Regions from separate parts of the Homo sapiens genome. Here region 2 is linked to region 1. A link is a loop called in an ENCODE intact Hi-C map of the cell type or tissue named here. Cell type or tissue: transverse colon. All regions are shown on one strand.

Region 1 (2,500 bases):
AAATGTTTTTTTTCTCGAGACAGAGTCTCACTCTGTTACCCAGGCTGGAGTGCAGTGGCACGATCAGGGCTCACTGCAGCCTCGACCTCCTGGGCTAAAGAGATCCTACCATCTCAGCTCCCTGAGTAGCTGGGACTACAAGCATGCACCACCATGCCCGGCTAATTTTCTGTATTTTTATTAGAGATGGGGTTTTGCCATGTTGGCTAGGCTGGTCTCGAACTCCTGGACTCAAGCAATCTGCCTGCCTCGGCCTTCTACAATGTTGGGATTACAGGTGTGAGCCACTGCACCTGGCCAAAATATTTTTTTGTAGAGACGGAGTCTCATTATGTTACCCAGGCTGGTCTTGAACGCCTGACCTCAAGTGATCCTCCTGCCTCAGCTGCCCAAAGTGTGGGGATTATAGGTGTGACCCACCATTCCTGGTCCTTTCTTTGTGTTTAATAACCTTGACATTTGTGGTGTTGTAGAGACCAGTTTTATAGAATGTCCCTTAATTTTGGTTTATCTAATGTTTCCTGCTGATTAAATGGGCAAGACTGCTGTAATATATATGCAGGGCACACTGACATTATCATCCTTGTTCACATCTATCTGTCTGCCTTACTGGACTGTGAAGTGAAATGTCTGCTTCATCTTTTTTTTTTTTTTTTTGAGATGGAGTTTCGCTCTGTCGCCCAGGCTGGAGTGCAGTGGTGCGATCTCGGCTCACTGCAACCTCCGCCTCCTGGGTTCAGGTGATTCTCCTGCCTCAGCCTCCTGAGTAGCTGAGATTACAGGTGCCTGCCACCATGCCCGGCTAATTTTTTTTTCTATTTTTAGTAGAGATGGGATGTCACCATATTGGTCAGGCTGGTCTTGAACTCCTGACCTCGTGATCTGCCCACCTTGGCCTCCCAAAGTGCTGGGATTACAGGCGTGAGCCACCAGGCCCGGCTGGTCTGCTCATCTTTATGGCCCTAGTTTTGCCCATTGCTGAACCTGGTCCAGATTAGGTATCAGTAGGGGTTTGACTTTGACTTTCCAAGAAGGTGGCATTTCATTTTTGGATGGCTGCTGGTGGCAGATGTTCTTTGGGAGATAAGGTCAGAGTGGACCCAAGCCTGGATGTTGTCACACATGGTGCCTCTCCTTCCTTCAGGATCCAGCCGCAGAAGCCAGGATGAAGGTAGCCTGCATCACAGAGCAGGTCTTGACCCTGGTCAACAAGAGAATAGGCCTTTACCGTCACTTTGACGAGACCGTCAATAGGTACAAGCAATCCCGGGACATCTCCACCCTCAACAGTGGCAAGAAGAGCCTGGAGACTGAACACAAGGCCTTGACCAGTGAGATTGCACTGCTGCAGTCCAGGCTGAAGACAGAGGGCTCTGATCTGTGCGACAGAGTAAGTGTCGGGCGTCACAGAGTTGCTTGGCTTGGGGCCCTCCATGCCTCACTGCTTTGTCTAGGGCAGACACTGGGCAGCTCTCTTGCTTACCTGCATGCTTGTGGGATAAGACTGCATCTGGCCATAACTTTTCATGTGGTGCCAGTCCTTGTGGAGGAAAAAGGGATTTTTGGGGTCCTGGTGTGAGCTGGGTGTGGAGGAAGCTCTGCTAGCCTCGTCAGCACTGCGTGCCCTTGTGGCCAGTATTGAGAGTAGCTGCATCCTCTCCTGGAGGCCAGACTGTTCTAGGTCCCAGGCTGCTTATGTTGTGGTAAAATGAACCTAGACTTTAGAATCAATAGGTTTGAATCCAGGCTCTGATTCAGAGTTTGTAAACCTGGCCAAGTCACCTAACTTCTGTGCCTCAGTTTCCTCATCTATAAAATGGGAATGCTGTTAGCCCCTCATAGGGGTTCTGAGTGTGAAATGAGTTAATGCATGCAAAATATTCAGAACCCTGTCCTGATACAAGCTATGTAAAGGAGTTATCTGTAAATGAGGACAGTAACCTTTTCGCAGAGGTGCCCCTCAGAGTCACTGACTCCCCTGTCCACTCCCTGGCATTCCCTCTCCTCACTCTGTGTGAATTTCCTCATAGCACCTACCACTTTTTTTGTTGTTTGTTTTTGAGACAGGGTTTCACTCTGTCGCCCATGCTGGAGTGTAGTGGCGCAATCTCTGCTCACTGCAAGCCCCACCTCCAGGCTCAAGCGATCCTTCCACCTCAAGTAGCTGGGATCACAGGTGCACACCACCATGCCTGGCTAATTTTTTGTAGAGATGGGGTTTCGCCATGTTGCCCAGGCTGGTCTTGAACTCCTGAGCCCAAGTGTTCTGCCTGCCTTGGCCTCCAAAGTACTGGAATTACAGATGTGAGCCACCGTGTCTGGCCCACGCCTACCACTTTCTGAAACGATTTATTCTTCTACTTAAGTGTTAATTATATGTCAGCATCTGTGGACAAGATCCCTTATCTGTCCTTAGTGCTGTTTTCTGGAACCTAGAATTGTGCCGCGCGCCATGGCTCACTAAACATTTGTTGAATGTTGAATGAATGTGACTATACCA
Region 2 (2,500 bases), 650 kb before region 1:
GTTAGTGGCTTTGCAGCCAATGCAGACCCTCCAACAGAGGCCTGGCCTTGATGGCCTCTGGGAGGAGTATAAGTGTTACCTGTTCTCTGCTCTGCCATGGGCGCCGTGGCCAGGGGCACAGACTTGAGGTCAAAAGGTTTTTCTGATGGTTCTAGAGTGTACTGCTGCAGAGCCCTCTCCAGACCAGGGATGGACACAGTCAGACCTGGAGGTGAAGAGAGGTCACCATGCCTGGCAGATAGAGCAAAATGTGCACCAGGGACCACCATGGAGGCCCTGGGGTCCCGAAGTTACAAGTCCTAAGTAGTATGACCCTGAGAAAATCACTTTATTCTCTAAGCCTCTGCATTCTCAGACACATCCTCCCTTACAGGGTAGGTGTGGGGAATAAACATATATACAAAGTGACTTGTAAAGGGTAAAGTACTGTAAAAATAAAGTTTTTATTAATGATGAGCGTTTCAATTCACTGGACAATTTCCACCCAATTCAGGTGTGACCTGAATGACCCGGGACCTCCTGAGGTCACCATGATGCCATGAGGTTGCCAGGCAAGTCCAGCCAAGAGCATCTTGCCTCTGATTTCCCCTGCCCAGGGAGTGATGAGAACCACAGCTCCAGTAAGGTGCTGAGTCCAAGATAGCCAGGGAATGACTCACCATTTAGGATATAGCCTGCATTAAGGGCCTTCTGCTTCTGCTCCAGGACATTTAGGTAGAAGGTGGCTCGGTCCCTTACTTCATTGTCATCATCCATCACACACCTGCAGCCAGGACACAAGGTGGTCCTGACTGGGACCCAGCAGGGATGGCAGGAGGGATCCTGCATGGCTTCATTAGAGGTAAGTCCATAGGGATAACAAGTAGACTAGTGGTGGCCCCAGGCGGAGGGTGGAGGGAGTGAGGAGAGGCCACACTCATGAACACTGAGTTCCCTTTGGGGTGATGAAATGTTTTAAACTCAGGTTGTGGTGATGGTTCCATCACTCTGTGAATATGCTAAAACCCATCAAACTACACATCTTAAATGGGTAAATTGTATGGTATGTGAATTATATCTCAATAGAGCTATTTTTTTTTTGAGCTGGAGTCTCGCTCTGTCACCCAGGCTGGAATGCGGGGCATGATCTCGGCTCACTGCAAGCTCCATCTCCCAGGTTCACACCATTCTCCTGCCTCAGCCTCCCAAGTAGCTGGGACTACAGGCACCCGCCACCACACCTGGCTAATTTTTTATATTTGTAGTAGAGACGGGGTTTCAGCGTGTTAGCCAGGACGGTCTCAATCTCCTGACCTTGTGATCCGCCCGCCTTGGCCTCCCAAAGTGCTGGGATTACAGGCGGGAGCCACTATGCCCGGCTTCAATAGAGCTATTTTTAAAAAATGGACAAAATAATTCAAGTTACCAATTGTCACATCTGGTTGGTGCAATTTGCACAGCATTGTTTTTCATGCTTTTCTATGCTTTCTCTTTTTTTTCTACAATCAGTAGCTGTATAACTTTTCTCTCCCTTTTCAGTTAAAAAAAAATAAAGACAAAGGAAAGCTGCTTGGGTCCAAGGGAACACTGTCCCCATTAGGGCCCCTGGGCCTAGACTCACCTCTTCAGCAACACCAAGATACTGGGTAACATCTCTTCATTCTGGGCTCCAAACTTCGCCAGAGCACTCACAGCACCTGTGTTTAGGAAGCGAATGTGATTTACCCAATGCACCCTGACAACTCACTGTTTGGGCACTTCCAGCACTCAGAATGGGTCTTCAGGCAGAAGAGCCCCAGAGGCAAGAAGTCTCAAGCCAGGAGGCCCAAAGTCACTACCAACAGAGTGAGTGGCTTTGGGTGGATCTTGGCACCATCCCAGGCCTCAACTTCCTTATCTATTTAATGGAGAAGGGCGCCAGATGGGATTAGTAGCTCCCATTCTAAGGTTCCAGGAGCTAATTTCAAATTAACCATGATGAGGTCACAGAAGCTGGCTATAATGTAAAGCTCCTCACCTTCCATATCCAAATGGCGTCAATTTGCAGTTAAGGCTCAGAATAATAAAAATGAGAAAGGGAACAATTACTTAAAGATCATTTATTGCTGAAAGAAGAAAATCTGTCCAGTGGGGGCATGAAAAGAAATTAAAAATAAAGAATAGGAAGGTTGCTCACTGAATTGTAAACTTTATATAAATGGGTGAATTTTATGGCATGTGAATTATATCTCAACAAAGCTTTTTGTTTTTTAGCTAAACATCAACATACAGTGAAAGTTAAAAAAAAAATCACTTAAGGCAAGGCACAGTGGCTCTGTAATCCCAGCACTTTCAGAGACTGAGGCAGGAGGATAGCTTGAGCCCAGGAGTTCGTGACCAGCCTGGACAACATAGCAAGACCCCGTCTCAATTAAAAAAATACTTAAAAAATTATAGGGGTTAAGAACCATGGCCGAGCACGGTGGCTCACGCCTGTAATCCCAGCACTTTTGGGAGGCCGAGGCGGGCAGATGATGAGGTC

What was found. Hi-C counts contacts between places; a loop is a spot of excess contacts. Peaks named below come from ENCODE experiments on the same cell type or tissue, not always from the same donor. Only the 100,000 strongest peaks of a DNase experiment are listed, where the experiment ranks them.
Region 2: a loop joins it to region 1, with 13 times the contacts of the local background. A loop is called at or near these places in 2 of 110 quality-filtered maps.

Annotation. Positions count from the first base shown.
Region 1 is chr3:128,621,054-128,623,553 of GRCh38, reverse strand. RPN1 (ribophorin I) reads left to right here. Exons shown (of 10, transcript NM_002950.4): 9 at 1,145-1,390. Among named protein-coding and RNA genes, the nearest start is that of RPN1, 29 kb to the left of the region's middle. In transverse colon, no CTCF peak of the experiment used is centred here; no DNase peak of the experiment used is centred here; H3K27ac peaks cover 227 bases.
Region 2 is chr3:129,266,200-129,268,699 of GRCh38, reverse strand. COPG1 (coat protein complex I subunit gamma 1) reads right to left here. Exons shown (of 24, transcript NM_016128.4): 15 at 1,601-1,676; 16 at 660-763; 17 at 80-205. Among named protein-coding and RNA genes, the nearest start is that of MIR6826, 4.7 kb to the left of the region's middle. In transverse colon, no CTCF peak of the experiment used is centred here; no DNase peak of the experiment used is centred here.